Linked DNA regions of Mus musculus: region 1 is linked to region 2. Evidence: chromatin contacts called from ENCODE Hi-C data. All regions are on one chromosome and are shown on one strand. The core of a region is the stretch at or near the end of the contact, and the rest is flanking DNA. Distances in the headings are between cores, read along the strand shown.

Evidence for each region. Hi-C counts contacts between places; a loop is a spot of excess contacts on that map.
Region 1: a map of left cerebral cortex shows a loop between it and region 2 (2.1-fold over the local background). The contact joins the enhancer-like site here to the promoter of Ptpn4 in region 2. A Hi-C loop is called at or near these places in 3 of 37 maps with a recorded cell type or tissue (gastrocnemius and left cerebral cortex).

Annotation. Positions count from the first base shown.
Region 1 is chr1:119,877,234-119,882,002 of GRCm38, reverse strand. No RefSeq gene overlaps it. Among named protein-coding and RNA genes, the nearest start is that of Gm28209, 23 kb to the left of the region's middle. Within about 2 kb of position 2,864, at least 1 of the 3 ENCODE cell types and tissues checked has a DNase peak (open chromatin) inside an H3K27ac peak, as active enhancers do; it is gastrocnemius, where a contact is called at or near this core.
Region 2 is chr1:119,835,794-119,840,330 of GRCm38, reverse strand. Ptpn4 (protein tyrosine phosphatase, non-receptor type 4) reads left to right here and starts at 3,260. Exons shown (of 27, transcript NM_019933.2): 1 at 3,260-3,429.

The DNA.
Region 1 (4,769 bases), core at 1,615-4,114, 42 kb before region 2:
AGAGCATGCAGGCGCTGGACCTAGGCCCCCTAGACATTTGTAGCAGATGCACAGCTTGGTCTTTATGTGGGTTCCCCACAATTGGAGCAGAGGTTGTCTCTGACTCTGTTGTCTGCAATTGGATTCCTTTCTCCTAGCTGGACTGCCTTGTCTGGCCTAGGTGGGAGAGGATGTGCCTAGTCCTGCTGAGACTTGATGTCCCAGGGTGGGTGGTACCAAAGGGCTTTCCTTTGGAGAATGGGAAGGGACATTAGGGGAGGAATTTGTAAGGGTGAGACCAGGAGGAGAGGAGGGAGTGGAGATGTGATCAGTATGTAAAGTGAGTAGATAAATAGATAGATAGATAGATAGATAGATAGATAGATAATTTAATTAATGAAATAAGCATACCCAAACCTAGGATACCCAAGATATAAGATACAATTTGCTAAACACATGAAACTCAAGAAGAATGAAGACTGAAGTGTGGACACTATGCCCCTCCTTAGAATTGGGAACAAAACACCCATGGAAGGAGTTACAAAGACAAAGTTTGGAGCTGAGATGAAAGGATGGACCATGTAGAGACTGCCATATCCAGGGATCCACCCCATAATCAGCATCCAAACGCTGACACCATTGCATATATTAGCAAGATTTTATCGAAAGGACCCAGATGTAGCTGTCTCTTGTGAGACTATGCCGGGGCCTAGCAAACACAGAAGTGGATGCTCACAGTCAGCTAATGGATGGATCACAGGGCTCCCAATGGAGGAGCTAGAGAAAGTACCCAAGGAGCTAAAGGGATCTGCAACCCTATAGGTGGATCAACATTATGAACTAACCAGTACCCCGGAGCTCTTGACTCTAGCTGCATATGTATCAAAAGATGGCCTAGTCGGCATCACTGGAAAGAGAGGCCCATTGGACACGCAAACTTTATATGCCCCAGTACAGGGGAACGCCAGGGCCAAAAAGGGGGAGTGGGGGGGTAGGGGAGTGGGGATGGGTGGGTATGGGGGACTTTTGGTATAGCATTGGAAATGTAAATGAGCTAAATACCTAATAAAAATGGGAAAAAAAACTAAACAAAACAAAAAACAAAAAAACAAAACAAAACAAAAAAAAGAAATAAGCATAGTGTCTGATAGATCGCAGATATGTAATTAAATGTATAGTCTCTGAATACAGTAAGCACATATTTACTGCATAATAAAAACCATAGTGTCAGGCTGAGATGGCTTGTTTGGTGAAGAGCTGGCCTTATAAGCACAAAGACCCAAGTTCAATCCCCAGAATCCACATAAAAATGGCTGGGTGTGGTGGCTCAGGCTTGTAATTACAGACCTAGAGAGGCAGAGACATGTGTATCCCTGGAACTCACTAACCTAGCCTACTTGGTGTGTTCTAGGCTAGTGAAAAACTGTCTCCAAAAAAACCCAAAGTAGGTGTGATGAGATGATTAGGCAAATAAAGGTCCTACAGATTGTTCCTCTGAACTGCACACACACACACTCACACACACACTCACACACATACATACACACACACACTCTCACACAAACACTCATACACACACATACACACACACACACACACTCTCACACACACACTCACACACAGACACACACACACATACACACCATGACACAGACACACACACACTCACACACACAGACTCTCTCACACACACACACACTCACACACAAACATACACACACATACACACACACATACACAAACACACCATGACACAGTAAATAAATAAACAAATAAATGTAATGAAATCTTTTTAAAAGGTGTCTTTATCCGTCTGTATGTGTATGTGTGCTTGCTGCATGAGTTTATGTGTACCACAGGCTTGCAGATGCTCGAGGACCCCCTGCATACAGAGTTACAAGTTGCCTGATGTGGATGCTGGGGGTCCAACTTGGGTCCTGTATAAGAGCAGTAAGTGCTCTAGACTGCTGAGCCATCTCTCCAGGCCCTCATATTTTTTTTTCAAAGATTAAAACCCAAAAGGTAGTTGGCACCTAAGGAACAACAGCTGAGGTTGTCCTCTGGTGTCCCTGTGCAGGCGCACCTGCATATGTACAAACAAGCACATCCATGCACATAAACACACACAAACACGCATAGGCAAGCATAGCGTCTGACATAACACAGACATAACTTAAGTGTACAGGGTGCATGCACACAACGGGCACACATCTAAAGGCACAGTGTTTGACACACAGTGAGTATGCAGGTGTACTGTCTTCCCCAGGCTCTGCCGAGCTTCAGCAAGTGGCCTGTAGCCCTTCATCTCTGATAGTCCTTTGTGTGTGGTGAGCATTTAATAGATACTGAAAGTATGGCCAAACGAGTAGTCCTCTGAGTTATCAGACTCTTTTCTCCTCCCTAATACTAAGAAGCATTGGAAAAACAGCATAGCCCATTCTTGCTTTGATGCTAGCAGTATTTTCAGACACTGAATCTGAATTTCAACTATCACAAGTGTGTGACCTTCATTTCCACACAGCTGTGGTCCTCTTTGATTTTGATTTTCTCTTCCTGTTTTCTTGGTTCTCTTTATCTCCTTTTGGTTTTGTTTTCTCGGTGTACTGGTTCTAAGTGTCCATGGTATACGCTACACTTGTAGAGAGAGATGGAGGGAAAACAAGCATGAAGGCAAATGAGATCTTAGCTTAACTACGGACCCTGAGGACGCATTGAAGCCTTTCCTCCATTAGCAAGTGAGTTTCTTACCATGCTGGTGCAGTTCGTACCAGACTTTCCAGCAGGCCTTGTTCCAAGGGGCCATGAATGCCAACGGGGTACTGTGGCCTAAAAGATGTCCACAAAAAAGGCCTCTTTTAGAAGGCAGCCCACATTGCACAGTTGGCAAATGCTAAGCCGAGCGTTCCCCCAGCTTCCAGAGGGAAATGAAAGACGCTTTCCCCATAGCTTCTCTTCCAAGCTCTTACAGCTGGAAGGGCAGGGGAGCCAAGTTCCGCCCTTTTCAGTGTGGGTTGTCACTAGCATGCCAGGATTTTCTGATAGATTAGCCAAACACCCAACACAAGAGAAAGGCCTATCACGCATCTTTCTGCTTATCCATCATTAAATGCTCCATTTCACCCCAAAGAACCTGACTTTTCCTTTTTGCCTTCTGCCATAGCTCAAAAACACCACTGAGGAGATATTTCTTCTAAAAGCTGACAGAGGGACTTGGAAGAAAGTAGTGGGGGGTCCCAAGCAGACCTCTTATTTGTAACTCTGCACCCGAAGGTCTCTGTGATTCTTAGAATCTGCGAGGGTTTTCTAGGATCACTGCTGAATTTTTCCTGACTGAGACGTAGATGCCCAGAGGACTAAAGTGGCACATCCAAGGTCATAAGCCTGGCATAGGGGAGGGCTAAGGCTAGAGCTGGCCTATATGTATATGCATGTGTGCGTTTGAGGGGGTGTGGGGATGCGATGTGTGTGTGTGTGTCTTTGGGGGGTGGAGGGAGAATAAAAGGGCAAGGGAGAAAGACAGAGAGTGCAAGCAAGAGTGCATGTGAGCTCATGAGCACGTGGGCACGTGGAGCCAGACATTTACTTCCTGTATCTTTCTCAGTTGCTCTCCACCTTATTTTATGAGACAGGGTCTTTCACTGAACAGGTTTACTCACCAGTTGATAGACTTGCTAACCAGAGAGATCCAGGAATCCACCTGTCTCTTCCCTGGGTGCTGGAGCGACTGATGTGTGGCCACATCCACTTTTCCATGGCTGTTGGGGATCAGGTCTTCATACTGTTTCAAGCCTGTACTTTACCTGATGAGCCATTTACCCAGCTCCAGGTCATACATTATATATATATATATATATGTACACACACACATATATACATAAATATGTGGGTGTGGGTGTGGGTGTGGGTGTGCGCGCGTGTGCATGCAAGTCTATGGTGCATTTTCTTGATTGATGACTGATGTTGGAGGACTGAGCTCACCGTAGGCAGTGACTCCTCTATGGCTTCTATATCAGTTCCTGCCTCCTTGTTCCTGCTTTGAGTTCCTGCCCTGACTTCCCTGGATGATGGTCTGCAATCTATAAGATGAAGTGAATCTTTTTTTCTCCCCAAGTTGCTTACGGTCATGGTATCTTATGACAGCAATAGAAAAGCCTAGCTAAGATGGCATAGTTATCCTCAGACTCTCTGAAATGGTTTTGTGTTTGTTTTTTATCACTAGCCTCAGATGGCCTGGAGCTCACTGTGTAGCTCAGGGATGAGGTGTTGATCCCCCTGCATCTACCTCTAGAGCGCTGCAGTGCTGGCACTCAAACCCAGGCCCTCAGACATGTGAGGCGTGCATTTTACCAACTGGGCGCATCCCTAGGCCTCCTATAAGTTAATGATTCCAAAGTTGATGCCTTTCCAATGGACAAAGGGCAGACAGCCTCCCTTCGGTCTTATTTTAAACAGACACCCCAAATAGCACAACCAAAAAGCCTAGTTTGTTTTTCTTGTCATGCAAAATAAAACAGTTTACAGCAGACATTCCCTAACTCACAAATAAGCCAGCATCCCAACAGTGTGTTTGGATTTTTGCTATTTAGAATCCAGGATGTATTCTTCTTCCCAGGAAATCACATGATCAAGCGTGGGTAGAACCCCAGGCAAGGTCATGAGGGTCAACTTAACTAAAGAGTAACCACACTGGACTCCAAACAATTCTCTACCATATTACAATTCTCTATCATATTATTTCTGTGAAAAGAACATACACATGCCCCTACACACACACACACACACACACACAC
Region 2 (4,537 bases), core at 2,011-4,510:
TACTCATATACATAAAATAAATAAGTAAATAAATCTTTAAAAAGAAATTTGAGAAGCATGAACATATTTCCCAGTTCATTCTTCATTGAGCAAATATGAAGATGTGGCATGGTCTAAAGTTTTTTTTTTTTTTTTTTTTGAGAGTCTCAAACTCATCACGTAGTGAGAATCACTTCTTTGAATTTCTGATCCTCCTGCTTCAATGTCTTGAGTGCTAGAATTTCACACATGGGTCATTATGTGGGGTCTTATGCTCTCCTAAAGATTTAACCCAGGGTTTGACGCACTTAAAGCAAGCATCCTACTATCTGAGCCACACAGCCTGTAAAGCAACCGTCCCCCTCCACTTCCTCTCTTAGACAATTCCTTGCTCCTTCTTTTTCAGGGATGCAGGAAGGTAGGTGTAAGATGAACATAGAATTTTCTAGGGATGACAGTGAATGCTGGTACGTTAAAGGGCCCATCTCCGTGATTTCCACTATGAAGGCTCTGTTTGGGAAGTTACTCTGTTTACGTGAAATATGCAGAGTAGGCCAACACATAGAGACAGGAAATAGATTATGACTTGGTAAAGGACTGGGGAGGAGAAAATAGAGAATGACCAGCAGGCAGGGGATGTCTTTTGGGCATTAGTGATGATTAGTAGTGACAGTCTTGAGGTAGAGTCAGGGCTGATGGTGGCACAGCTGTGAATGGCTCACCATGCCTGGCTTTTTACATGTGCTCTGGGGAATCCGAACACAGGTCCTTGTGCTTGCTCAGCAAGACGTTTACTGACTGACTTTTCTTGCCAGACTCTACTTCAGGTATTTTCTTGAAACCCTACTCACCTGTGATTCAAAGGTTTTGTTCTTTCCCTGCCTTTATTTCCCCCTGCTAGGCAATGTCCTCAGGCATTCTGAGGGCTGCAGAGATGACTAAGAGGCTTTGCCTTAGGTAATAGCAGTGATCAAATCACGGACTATCAGCAATACCCACACAGGGCTGAGGATTGTGTAGTAAGACGAACATTGTGAAAAGCACTAAAGGGATGTTTAAACCTAGAGCCATCTGTGTTGCAGAAGGAAGAAATCATTACTTGGTGCTTGACTCTGGCGAATTCTCTTTGAACTTTTGTTCAAGGACGAATGAATGCTGACCCAGGTGAGATAAGAAGCATTTTAGCAATGCCACAAACAAAGGATTTCAAAACGGAGAGCTGGAGGAAAGAATACAGACTTAGGGAAGAACGAGTGAGCACCGCCTGGAGCTGTCCTGTCTCACTTGGGTTCTGAGACAGGGTATCATGGAGCACAGGCTGGCCTGAGACTTTCTGTGTAGTTAAGGATGTTCTTGAACTCTTAATCCTCCTGCCTCAGCCTCCTATGTGGTCAAGTGTCCATCACCAGCTGGACAAGAAAGAGTAGGAGCAGAATGAGAATGAGAAGAAATTAATTTAAATTATTGTCTTCCACAGTTTTGAACAGATTTTCCTTATCGGTAAAATCATTTTGTCAACATGGAGAAAAGCAGCTTTGTAGCATGTGGGTGTTGGGCACTGAGGACCTTGTACATATACTGGGCAAGTGCTCTCTCCTGAGGCCTTTGAACAAACCAACTATTTATATATCTATCTATTTATCTATTTTGGTTTTTCAAGACAAGGCTTCTCTGTCTAGCCTTGGCTGTCCTGGAACTTGCTCTGTATATCAAGTTGGCCTGGAACTCACAGAAATCCACCTTCCCCTGCCTCCCAAATGGCAGAATTAAAGGCATTCATCACTACCACCAGGAAAAACATTTTTTATAAATAAGGTCTCTAGTGACAGAGATTGAGATTAAGATCTAACAAGAACCCTGGCCACAGAAAAGGGCACCCCCCCCACCCCCAAGTGGGTAAAAACGTCAAGGACTTTTGAGGTGGGTCAAAGGATAAAGGAAAGGAATTGGCTGCCAAGTCTGGCTCAATCCTTGCGACCCACATAGGATTACCAACTCTCAAACCTTGTCCTCTGATAGACAGACAGACACACAGACAGATGGACACACATATTTTAGGTGTATACAAAATAAAGAAATGTAAAACAAACAAACAAACAAACAAAAACGAAAAACAAGCAAAGAGGAAATGTGAGGGTCCTCCCAACTTACCCTTCCTTCATTTGATCCTAGTTGAGGTCACCTATTCTATAGGAATGTTCTATCATCATCAAGTTTGTATTACCCAGAAAATATTAAGGGTATACCCTCCTCAAGGTCATGGCATGATAATACCAACCCTCATTCTTAAAATGATTGAACGACTTTGATTTAAAAAGCAGTGTTCCTTGCACACAGAAAGCACCTATCCTTTGTTTTATCCATGAAACGTCTTTTGCTTAGGCTTTGTTTTCAAGGGCCTTATGTTTAGGAGAACTGATTGAAAACTGCACTTCAAAGCCTATACCCTCTATTAGCACTTAGTTGGGACAACCTGATGCCAGGAGGTCGAGTTTCCCCACTCTGTGCTATTGCCCCTCTTTTGTGTCCCTAGAGTCCGTCAGTAAGTACATCTTAGAAGAGGGAGGAGGGGCAGAACTGACAGTCAAGGAACCAATCGCTGCCTGGCGATGGGGTGTGGACACAGAGCCACGCCCTCCCCTCCCAACCCGCTAAATCCCGTCTCTCTCGCACCTGTGAGTACCAGTGCTTCTAGGCAGGCGCCCGCGCTCCGAAACCGGGTAGGAGGCGGGAAGGAGGCGGAGCAGAGGGCGTGGCTTCACCTCTCGCGAGACCGCCTCCTGTTGCCGAGGCCGCCGTTCCGGGGCTCTGACTGGTCGGGGGCTGCGCAGCCGCCATGTTCGGTTGCTATGCTGCGGCCTCGGAGACGGGGTGTGCTTGAGAGAGGAGGAGGAGACGGAGGAGGCGGTGGAGGCGAGGGAGGAGGAGGAAGGAGAGGAGGAGGAGAAGGAGGAGGAGGGTGACCGAGGCTCTCCTTTGCACTCTCACACAGAGCCGCCTCCCTGGAGTCACCCGCCGCTTCACGCCGCGCGCGCTTCCCTGCTCCGCGGACGCGACATTGTTCTTTTAAGACTCCCGGGAGCTGTCAGAAATCGGGGCTCCGGGACTTGAAAGAGACTTGACTTCGGCCCGCAGCTTGCGGGGACCGCGGCACTTTCGGGGCGCGTGTGAAGGGATTAGCTCATCTCGCCGCGAGGTGCGAGCGCGCGCCTCCCCGCGCACGCCAGCCCCGCCGCAGCCCCGCAGGATGACGGGGTGCAGGCGGCCCGCGGCCGTGGCGCGGCCGCTGTGGCGGCGGCTGTTCTCGGGACGCTGAGGGCGAGCACCTCGACGCGGACCACGCGCTTCTTTCACCCGGCCGCGAGCCCGGGGCCTCCTGCCTTTTTGTATTTGGATTCCCCCCCCCCCCCCCCTTTCTCCAGCCGGGAGGACGCGGCTGTGATAACGAAGGTAAGAGAGGCGCTTGGGGCGGTCCTTCGCTCGGCCTGTTTGGGCCCCCTTTGCAGGTCGTGGGCGCGCACCTGAAGCTCGCCGAGCCGGGCGGCCAGACTACCCGATCGACTTCCCTTTTCTTAGTGGGTCGGAGCACTCGAATCTTCCTGGGGTTTATAGTTGAAATCTGCTAGGGATGAGTGCACGGGAGAAGGGGTGGAATAGATGCGGAGATGAAATGTTCCTAAACTCAAGGTAAGGCTGGAGAATCTTCAGTATTTCATTTGTGGGATTCTTTTTTCTAATTGTTAATGTTAGGTTAATTGACTCATATAAGCATCTTTATTTTTTTTCCGCACGCGGTAGGAACACACGCTATCTTCCATTGAACTTGAAAGTCTCTTGTGACTTGCTAGTATTATACTTGCTTTTAGGAATCAGTAGTTGGGCCCAAAAAGTTGAGATGTAGAACATCTGAACTTAGATTTTTCATGCTGCTTTGGAATCGTCCCTACCTTCATGATGTTTAGATTCAGCGTGAGTATGTAGTCAAGAACAGATCGGTGTTTGTGGGGTTTTGTAAAATGTTAAGCACAGTCATTTGTGGCTTTCTGGCTTTACATTTTTGTTTCGGTGTCAATGTTTGTTTTATAGTTACTTACAGGAAAAATGGAGCGTATGATTATCCTTTGTGGACAGGAACTGTGCTTACCAAAGCGTAGACACCTCAATTGTCCCAGGACGATTTCTGGAAATCAGTTCAATCAGAGATTCAAGAAAAGCTAGATGTGTGTGTGTGTGTGTGTGTGTGTGTGTGTGTGTGTGTGTGTGTGTAGGTAGTTAAATGCATGTATGGATGCATTTGCTGGGGTTTCTAAAGTAATGGAACAATTTACAGTTTCAATGATAATCCATATCGATGTTTCCCTGAAACTTATGTCAGAGACTTTATGTTTGGCTTTGCATCACAGAGTGACATCAGTGTGGACAAGGACTACGTAGGGGGTTTTAAAAACTGCCTGTTCCAGGAGGACTAGTCATACCTAACTTTTGGAATAAGCAATTCAAGAAATACTGAGTGTGTGACCAGATCTTGGGTCCAGATGAAATAACACAGTTATTTGGT